Linked DNA regions of Homo sapiens: region 1 is linked to region 2. Evidence: read pairs that join two places in POLR2A ChIA-PET (ENCODE). Cell type or tissue: OCI-LY7. All regions are shown on one strand. Links, peaks and the distances in the headings refer to the core of each region. The heading gives the core; the rest is flanking DNA. Region 1 has its middle 130 kb from the start of LINC01709. Region 2 has its middle 84 kb from the start of LINC01307.

The links. ChIA-PET counts read pairs that join two places held together with the same protein. Peaks named below come from ENCODE experiments on the same cell type or tissue, not always from the same donor. Only the 100,000 strongest peaks of a DNase experiment are listed, where the experiment ranks them.
Region 1: POLR2A ChIA-PET joins it to region 2 with 9 read pairs; 1 of 35 experiments calls an interaction of 5 or more read pairs at or near these places.

The regions. Positions count from the first base shown.
Region 1 is chr1:101,505,903-101,511,293 of GRCh38, forward strand. No RefSeq gene overlaps it. Among named protein-coding and RNA genes, the nearest start is that of LINC01709, 130 kb to the right of the region's middle. In OCI-LY7, for the core only: CTCF peaks have their summits at 828 (motif pointing right) and 1,030; a DNase peak (open chromatin) is centred at 849.
Region 2 is chr1:101,404,797-101,410,187 of GRCh38, forward strand. No RefSeq gene overlaps it. Among named protein-coding and RNA genes, the nearest start is that of LINC01307, 84 kb to the left of the region's middle. In OCI-LY7, for the core only: no CTCF peak of the experiment used is centred there; a DNase peak (open chromatin) is centred at 3,155; H3K4me3 peaks cover 1,387 bases; H3K27ac peaks cover 1,853 bases.

The DNA of each region.
Region 1 (5,391 bases), core at 236-5,235, 100 kb after region 2:
GGACTTGGAGAACTTTTCTGTCTTCCAAGAGGTTTGTAAAGTGCACCAATCAGCGCTCTGTAGCTAGCTAGAGGTTTGTAAAATGCACCAATTGGCACTCTGTAAAATAGACCAGTCAGCGTTCTGTAAAATGGACCAATCAGCAGGACATGGGCAGGGACAAATAAGGGAATAAAAGCTGTCCACCCCAGCCAGCAGCGGCAATCTGCTCAGGTCCCCTTCCACTCTGTGGAAGCTTTGTCCTTTTGCTCTTCACAATAAATCTTGCTACTGCTTACTCTTTGGGTCTGTGCCATCTTTAAGAGCTGTAACACTCACCGCGAAGGTCCACTGCTCCATTCTTAAAGTCAGTGAGACCATGAAACCACCAGAAGGAACAAACTCTGGACACATCTCTGTGTGTGTATTTCCCTTAAACCACTAAAATGAATATTTTTATGCTGGGATAATTTAACTTTGTTTCTGAAAATAATTTGTTTTATTTTTCTCTCCATTTTGTGTCAGTAGATTAAGCCTAGTACAATTATTTTAAATAGTGGTTTCAGGAGCTCAGACGATTTGTTCCAAACCAATGTTAGCTGGTTCCAGAAAGAGTTATATTTTGAATGAAGCTGTGAACAGAAACTCCATTTTTTTGCTTCAATTATTAGCTAAGACATATTATAATCTCATGTTTTATTATATGTGGGGCTAAGTGCTCATTGCTTAAATAAAATAAAACAACTAAAATGTGAACATGATTGTGTTGTAATAACAGATTTTCCTCAAAGTCTTTAGACAAGAACTGGCAGATACTTTGAAACAGTCATACCTCATGTTTGCAAAGTGTTAGATGTCCAGGAGGTGGCAGTAGTGAGCAATGATTAAAAGTATGGGCACATCCCTGGCTGAGAAGATAGATTACCTTTTCCCAAACAATATCTAACAAAGTGGCTCAGATGTGGCAGATATATAAAGACATCTAAGCAAATGAGAGACATTTTTTACAGACTGATAACTTTAAAGTCAGCTGGAGGAAGCTACTTCTTCCCAAACTTTATATTGTCTCCTTGATTCATTGGACCAACGTGACTATTTTAAAAAGTGACATTATGGAGATATTTTCTGGATCTATGAGAGGGGAGAAAGGCATGACAATGTCTTTCCAGTCAGGACAGATTAGTCTCATACTAGCATTGCTGGAGTGCCCAATCCAATTTAATTCACTATTGTCAAATGATCAGTCTGATTACACTTGAGTGTGTGTGTGTGTGTGTGTGTGTGTGTGTGTGCATGTATTTTAAAGGAGTATTTGAAGGGACATGCTGGTTGATGTATTTCCCTGTGGAAATTAGCCAGTGGTTGAAACTATGAAGTTATGTGAGTATATGTGTGATTCTGTGTGTGTTAGTTATCTATCACCGTATGTAGAGGCTTAAAAACAACATAAACATATCACTGTTCCTGAGGCTAGGAATTTGGGAGCAGCTTGGCTTGATTGTTCTGGCTTCAAGGCTCTCATGAGAAAGCAAGCAGATATCATTTGGCGCTACAGCAATCTGAAGACTTGACTGAGGCTTGAGGGTACCCTTTCATGGTAGTTAACTCCTACGGCTGGCAAGTTGAAGCTGATTGTTAGAGGGAGATCTCAGTTCTTCTTCTCCCTGTGTAGGCCTCCCTACAGGGCTGGTTGAGCATCCTTATGGTATGATGACAGGTTACACCAATGTGAGCAATCCAAAAAAAACAAGGCTGTAATACCATACAGCCTAGCCTTGAAAGTCACATACTATCACTTCTGTTGTACTTTAGTGATTTCATAGGCCAGCTCTGATTCAGTATGAAAGGAGACTAACATGGGAAATGAATGCAAGGAGGTGGGAATCACTGGGGGCCATCTTGGGGACTGCCTACCACAGTCTATAAAGAGAAGATGACTTTTGCAAATAGTTGGAGAAGAACATGTTTTCACTAGAAAGCCCTTGTGAATACTTGTCATCAGGTTGTGATGCTGAGTCACGGTATTATATATAGAAGTGCTGATATAAAACAGAAGACCATTGTGATTATCCTGTGGGGTAATTATGCTGGAATTACTATCAAAGACTGGTAGTGAAGAACCCCCTTCCCCCAGTTGTATCGTCATGTTAAAAAAGCAAAACCAAATACAAGCAACCAAAAAAAACAGGTCACTGTGGAATGGCTAAAAACATTCCTTTTTGTATTAGAGACTAATATGAAAAACCTGTCCTCTTTTGAAAGATATTTGTCTTCTACCTTAAAGGAAGAAGCTTGTAGTTTGTGAACATTCAAACACATGACACAAATAATTGCTAAGTTGTTTTATTCTGCTTTCTGCCAAGTACTTAGTGATTAAACTGTATTTCTCATTTCATCTTACTGTAGTATTGAAACTGTCATGTTCTGCTGAATAGAGCCATTTGTTTCTCCACACTGGTTGATTAGTGTTTTTGGTTGTCATTTTACTTGGCTGGCTTATATTCTGGTATATAATGACTAATTGGCCTGAACTTGGATGATGGAGAGTTGGGATGGGGAAGTGAGTGGGGGGCAAGGTGTCAGCCCACTATTGTCAGCCCATATTTCTAAATTTCTTCTTCCAGGACTCCACTGATCACTCATCTCAACATTTGTTTCCTTGGCATCTGCTTGACAAAAAAATCTCAATGTGGGTGACCAAAGGGATTCTGATATATAAACATTTATTTGACCAAGTAGAAGAATATCTGAGCAAACTACATCCCACAAAGGATTCTGGCCACTTGATATTGATTGGAGATTGTTTTAGGGCTATGAAACTTGGGGCATTGAAAACAATTTCTAATGAGTGAGGACCTCAGAAATACTATCAGAGAACTCTGCAAATTCAGGTTGTATTGATTCATGGACAGTAGCAAATCCATGCAGCACAGGATTTTCTTTCTAGATCTGTGTTCTAATGACCTCTAAGTTTCAGAATATTCTTTGTCTGGAATCTACTCAGATTATAGGCATTTTAGCTGCTATGGCATAGGTGAATGTTGCCAACCTAGTATCTGTCTTCTCTTTTTAGAACTCCCAATTTTTGTCGAGGCACATGGTTAACTGGAATAAAGACTATATTTACAATTAGTTATGGTTATAGGCCTAAAGTCTGGCCAAAGGGATATAAGTGGAAGTGTATGGCAGCTTCTGGGAAGTTTTCTTAAGATAGGTAGTAGGTGTACTTTGACCCTGCTTCACCCTACTTGCCTCCTGATGTTTACAGCTTAGGTATGTTTGTTGGAGGACCATGCTGAGTGAAGTATAAGAAATCATGAGATGGATGCCGAAAGCATTCTAAATCCTAGATAATAATGAAGCCAACATATCAGCACTTATTTGCTTATGTGGAAAAAAAAAAAACAAAACTTCTCTTTATTGAAGCTACTGCTGTTTTGGTGGAGAACCTCATTGTTGGGTGTTTGTAAGGCTTGTGTGAAAAAAGGTTATGCAGTCTTTCAAAGTGCTGTTAATCACAAGTTATTGCTATTCACTTTGTAGTCTATGTAGACATAAACTATGGCACTTTTCATGTGATAGATAGGCAGGGATAAGTTACTTTAGTAGCATCACAGGGGAGAATCTCAGCACTTCGGTGCAGCCTGCCTACCCTGATGCTCCAGCTGCTGTCACTTTTGCTGCCAAGAAAGCAGCTGCCTCCCCTGCTTCCCTGCTGGCTCTGGTGCACATTTGTGGGTGGTTCATCATGGGACACACTCATTGTTTGTGTGCTCAAATGAGGAACACTGATTTCAATTTTTGAAATTCATTAATGTTTTCACATATGTAAAGTCATTGAAAGTAATTGTGACAGCTGTTTTATAGCATTATGACATCAGTAATAAAATGATAATTTTTTGGTGTTAGAGAGAGCTGGGCAAGTATAAGAAATTCAAGGGTTTTTATGTGGTCAAATGAGTTAGACATTTCTGTAGCCAAAAATGAAGTGAAAATAGACTTGTAAAAATGTATCCAAAACATGGAACCTATGATGTTTGACTAACAAGCTATACTCCTCTTCAAATCAAAGCTCGTGTTTAATATGGATGTTTCAATAGTATCATACCCTTTAAATTGAAATCATCTGTTGTTGGATTAAAGAATTACATTTGTGTTCACTGTTGCCATTTTTTGCAAAGTAATTATGGAATACTTATTATGCATAAAACACTGAGTTATAAACTATGATAGACTGAACACAAGTGTCTAAACTAGAGAAAACAGCATTAATGTGTTTTCTCTAATGTGCTAGGATGCTATTATCAGTATAAATATGTCTTAATTCACTGAAGACTTGAAGGAAATGTGCTGGACTTTTAGCAGTAGGTTTTATTGGTGTGTAAGGTATTTGGTGAATCTGGAGGATCACTTAGTAGCATCAATAGTTACTTGGAAAAAGGCTATATTTTGTAAAATCATGGATGTCATTTTATTATTCATGGTTACATCACAAGACATCACATATATAATGTATCTTGTAATCTCTTCTAATTAAAGAATGATGCAACTATAAACATAGCTGCAACAATATTTATGTCCATATTTTGCAAGCGTGAAGAATGGCTTTTATTTGCAGTTGTAATCAGTTCACTGAAAACACTTATTTTCTATAGCTGATGCTCCCGAAGGCTGCTAAAATGGAGTCAACTCATTCCTTAATGGAGGCACATGAGACGATTTTCTGTTCTTTCCCATTGTCTTTAAAAATGTGTTTTCTACTTGGCTTATAAGTTCTTTACAGGTTCACAATAGAGCAGTTGCTTCAGAATCCTGATACTGAGAGCGATAGTAATGCCTAATACATGCCAGGTATTTTATGTATGTTTAAAATAAACCTCTTAATGATTTCATGGGCAATTGTTATAGCTCCCATTTTGTTAGTGATAAAACAAGACCCAATGATTTAAGTGAACTTCTCAAAATCAAAATGCCAGTTAATGAAAAAATCTGGTTTTGAACCCCAGTCTGTTAACAATAAAATTATGCTGTTTCTACTACATAACCCTACATTTCATATAATGTTAGACTTTTACTATTACAGCCTTTTTGAAGCAGTAGGGAAATTGTAATGAACATTGCTTCATTTTTGATGGGTTGGAATAAATCCAGATTTTGTTGTTGAGCCCAGTTGATTTACTATTTAATATTGGATCTGGTGCACTGATAATGCAAGTGAAGTTACCTAAGAAGGCAGAAGCATAGAGCAGCGTTATGATCATACTCTAAAGCCATATTCATAATCTTTTCCCCAAAGATGCTTCTTATTGTTAAAGAGGACATGCTGAAATACAATAATCTAAAATTATTCTCACTGGGGATGTATATAATTTTTGGTAATTTATTTCAGGAATATCTGGTGAGAATATTTAG
Region 2 (5,391 bases), core at 268-5,267:
TTTCCAGCTTCTAGAGGCTGGCTGCATTCTTCAGGTCATGGCCTCTCCTTCACCTCATTCTGACCTTGCTTTTCATGGTCACATTTCCTTCTCTGACTTTGACCCTCCTGCCTCTCTAAGAACCCTTGTGATTACATTGGGCGCACTTGGATAATACAGGATCATCTTCCCAGCTCGAGATCCTTAACTTTATCGTATCTGCAAAGTCACCTTTGCCATATCAGATGATATATTCAAAAGTTTAGGGGATTAGGATGTTGACATCTTGGGGGCCCATGATTCTGTCTACTACTGATGGTAAATGCTTACTGTCACCTCTGTCCAGATATCTTTACCACAACAATTTTATTGATTGCCAAGCACAGAGTACTAAGATGATTTTTAGTACTTTGTAATTTCTGTTAAAAAACAGTGGTTTTAAATTTTTTATAGGTATTTTATTTACATTTTGAATGGAAAGCATGAAATACATTTAGCACTTCAAAAAGTAGGATATTTGGGAGATGATTGGCTCTTGATTGCATTGGAAGCCAAATGAATTATTTACTGCATAAGTACAGCACATATTTTCATAAAGCAGTTTCTAAATGAACAAAGTGATTTTCTATGCCATTTTCTAAACAAAAGAGATTGATTTCACATTTTCTGAATACATGACCACTCCCACCACATGCTAGCTATATGGCATTCTCTGAAAGTTATAATATATAAGTGCAATCTGATTCATTCAACATGAAATGCACGGTTTTATAGATAATCATTTTGTCATAGGAGATGTTTCTAATTAATCGTATCACTCATACCAGATGCATCGTTCTCCAGTTTCTAAAATGGAACCTGATTTTTGGCCAGAATAGTATAAGTTTGGTGAGTATAAGTGACAAAAATGTTGTCTTAGCGTGTACAACATACCTTCAACAAATTGTCGTTTGCTTGTTGAAAATCTGGTGGCAACTTCACATCCTGGAAAAGCCTCTGGGGCCCAAATGGTTTTAGTGTTTGTGGGTGAATATGTTATGCCTCACAGAATGTTATGCTTTGTTTGGGTTTGCTTATAGTACTTTAACATAATCTCAAGTTACTCCTTCTTTACTTGCACTACAGAGTGTTCCATATCCCTGCCTCTCTCTCTTGAGCCTCAGTTATGGCATCCTCTGTTTACCTTAACTCCTGTCTTCCTTGCCTCTTGGCCCCAAAGCACTTATTTTGATATAACTCCCATTTAGCATCTGTATGGACATCTTCTGACATTTTTTCTGCCTCCCTAACTAACCTAAATGTTCTTTGAAGGCAAAGGCTGCCTTACTTCACACTAATCATAACATCCTATGCATAGTAAACACTTAGAAAACTGATGCTGATGATATCATCACGTTACTCAAGTTTTCTATTCTGGTCCTTCTCATTGTTTCATTTCATCCCCCTTTATCTCTGGATCAAATTGAAGCTGCTGATTAAATTATTTAAACAAAGCTTTGGCCATGTTGTTTTTTGTTTGTCTTCCCTCCTTTTTTCTTTCCCGTTGGCTGTCCGATATGCATGCTCTTCTTTACTATTGGGCACCAAACCGTATTGCTCCTTAATGTATCTCTGGCCACTTTCTCCAGGTAATCTTGATGAAGTTCCTTTAGCCATTTTCACCTCACCAGGACCATCTAGAGGCCAATTTTATGTTCAGCTTAGTCCTGTAATCATACCTTATTCTTTATTTTGGAAGACAGTGCTCCTGTCTGTGATTGTGGCTGAAAGGCTAATGTTCAACATCCAATTCTTGACATTTTCCTGGGTCATCATGCTCCTTCCTTGGGGTTCCAAATGCTGCTCGCTTGTAGCTCTATTTGGAAATCTTTTGATTCTGCATTGAATTGTAATGCAGAATAAAACATAAAAGTTGGTTATTTCTCTACCCTTATTAGATTTTCAAAATTTTGCAAAAAGAAGGGATGGGCACATCTGTGGCATATCAGCACAGTACTGGGGACTAGCAGTAGGTACTTAATAGATATTTGGAATTAAAACAAAACAATCTTTTCCACCATGGAGCCAAGTTTGTCCTGTGATTAAGGACTATTTCTACAATTCAAAGAGCTGTTCTTAAATAGTAAAGCTGTCATCTTGATTCACTGCCAACCCAAGGCCTTGCTCAAAATGAATGATTTTGCTCCGTATTTCTTAAAGTATATTCTCCTACATTGTTAGAATGATAATCACTAAATACTAAATGCTTCAATAAAGTGTATAATGTGCTTCACATATTGAGAATATATTTATAGGAATCTTTATAATTTAGTTGTATAAGTTGGGCAAGTTAACCTCTTTGTGTCTAGGTTTTTTATTGTGTAAAATGGGGATAAGTATTGTGGACAAGCCTCACAAGTCCTTTTTTTTTTTTAAGTAATTTCTGATAGTTCTACCTTTAATTCCACCACTTTCCTCCATTCACCAAAGATTTGTTATAATATTTCTGCTATTTACAGGATTCTCCAGGTTTTTCCTACAGATGGAGACAGTTCCTACAGTAGAAAGTGGTAATTTATGTGTGACGTGACCACTAGCTGGCCTTACCAATGTGTCTTTTTCATGCTTTAACTGTAGTTGGGTCAAAAGTTGGAAAACTGAGGTGATGAAATCTGTCAGAGAAGCATAGAACTATTATTTTGTGGCAATGTTAAGTGATTTTTAAAAACAGATGTTAATTGAGGTCCAAGCAGTAAATTAGTAGTTAAACCTCCCTTAGGTTTTACAAAGAGAGTTCAAGACTGACTTAAGATCCCTGTCCTGGATTAACATGAAGTGAGACTTAAAATTAGATTGCCAAGAAGGTAATGTATCACCAAAGGGTCAGGTGATATATGACCAAAGGGTCAAGGTGAAAAGAGAAGGTGATATATCACCAAAGAGTCAGGGTGCACCTTGTTTGCAGTGATATTTGTTGGGGCAGCTCTTAAAAACGAGCAAAGGTCAAAGTTGTTAATGAAGCTGACCCCACAGGTGTGAAGCTTGTAGGTTTCAGTTCAGTTTTACCCTTCAGAGATCAGTGACAGCCAGCCCTAGAGGCACCATCTGCAGCCCTATGGGAAAGAGGTCTGATTTAGAACATGTGGGAAAGGAAGAAGTACATTTGAATTTGAAAGTTGACTTAATTATATTCTCTGCTTTCAGAGAGCTTCCCCTTTGCACATCTCACCCTTTTTCTTACCCACGCTGCAGAACTATTTTGGCATATGTTTTACCCCAAATGACTGGTTCCTATTTTCAATTCTGTATCTAGTTGAGAGATACAGATGAGGGGTCAGGAAAGTTATTCTATGGTTTGGAGTCTTGCCAGGCTCAGTTGATATCTTTGACAAGAGCAAGGCTACTGCTCATTTCTGATGTCCCTGTCTGGGGAGCTCAAAGTGCTGTGTAGATGTTGTCTCATTCATTTTACCTGAGGCAAGTTGGAGGCATGCATCAGTGTAAAATTTTCTTTAAAGCTTCATTCATATGAGTAAGAAATAGATAAAAGGAAAATACTGCCTATGAGTCAGAAACAGATATATTTAAGAGATGACACTGAAAAAAGCTAAGGTTTTAATAATATTTTTGCCTTATTCTCTTGGGACAGATGAGGAGGATATAATCACAGGGCAGGTTTCACTGAGGAAGTTGTTATAAAGGGCAAGAATATAGTGCAGTGTTTAGTTTAAAGAGGGCAGCTTATAGCTGTATATCCATTCAATATATCCCAGAAGATTGGCGATAAATTTAAGACAATGTCTCCAAGTTGATTGGGCATATATTTCCAGCTTTGCTGCCTCCATTCTTTTGTTATTGGCCAACAAACCTCCTATTTTAATTTTTTATTTTTGGATAGAATTAACTGGAGACACTGTAGAATCTTAAACTTTTATGATGCTGTTTTTTCTGCCACATTATAAAAGTATTAAATTAAGAATCAACAAATGTAAATTACTTTTTGTTCTGCTGCTGTGAACCTTGAGTGGGAGCAATACTAAGCATCTTAGACCTGAGTTCCTTCATGTATAAAATGAGAAGGAGGAACCATATCACCTCTAAGATCCCTTCCAGCTTTGCAGTTTCCAGAAGTAAGAACATGTTCTATTACCTGCCATGAAGAAGAAAACATGGGAGAATATGGGAATCTTCTTTTCTGAAATCTCCTTTGTATGATTTTTCTTTCTCTCTTTTAAAATCATAGCTATAATTTTAAAAATCTCATTTAAAACTCTCTGTGTTTATTGTAGAAAAAAGTTAGAAAATATAAATAAGCAAAAATAATGTAAGAACTATGCATAATATCACTACTCTTGGATAATTACTGTTAACACTTTGGTAGACATTATTTCTGACTTTCTTTCTGAAAACACACCCATAAGCACACATATCCTTTAGTTATGCTAGTGACATCTTGAAGGATATTAAGGCTAAGTACATTGAGAAAACTTTACTACTAGATGTTCAAGATGTACCAAGCTTGGAAGATGATACAGAACAGTCCTTTACTTTCTCCTCTGAGTTATGTGTCAGTTCATCCAGGTTTGCCTCAGATGGGCTCCCTCTGGGCTCCCTTTTTACCATTTTTTCTCTCTGCTAGTTTATTGGTTTCCACTCTTGAAAAGGTGGTGTCAGGGCCTTTCATTCTGTGCTTTATTTAGAAGGGATGTTTTGTAAAAATCAGAATTAAACATTTACAGGCAAAAAACCCTTTGATTATATTGATGCCTTTTATAGCAAAAATGTAATACTTTACTAGTCTAACAGATTCTCTCTCTCTTTTTTCCTACCTTAAAAAGGCACAAACAAAACAAAACAGAATGAAATAATAACTGTAACAACAACAATAACAATATAAGAAAAAACAAAACACAAAATTCCTAGGAAGCAGTAGAAAAGAAAATAAAGAGATGAGGAAGAGCTCTGAGCTCTGACCTGCTTTATATTTACATATGTAAATAGTGTCTCAACATACATCCTATCTCAACAATCCATTTGAAAAATGTGATCATATTTTATACAACTTGAAACTCATTTTTTCACATAATAATCATAAACATCTTTTCAATCATCTGATAAATGTATAGATTATATTTTAATAGTCAAATATTGCTACATTACATATAACTTATCTAACCTACCCCCAATTATTGGACAGTTATTACCTTGTTTTTGCTGATACAAACAATAACAGGCTAAAGTAATTATATAATTATTAATGTCTGGGTTTACAGCCCTTTACACTTATGATAGGTATGTGGAAAATATATAATCAAAGTCATGGCAGACATTACTCACAGATCATGACATTAAAGCTGAGCCTGTCAGCACAGTGCTCAATGTATCCACAAATAATTGATTGGAGATGACAAGCTGGTTGAAGTCTAGGCTGCT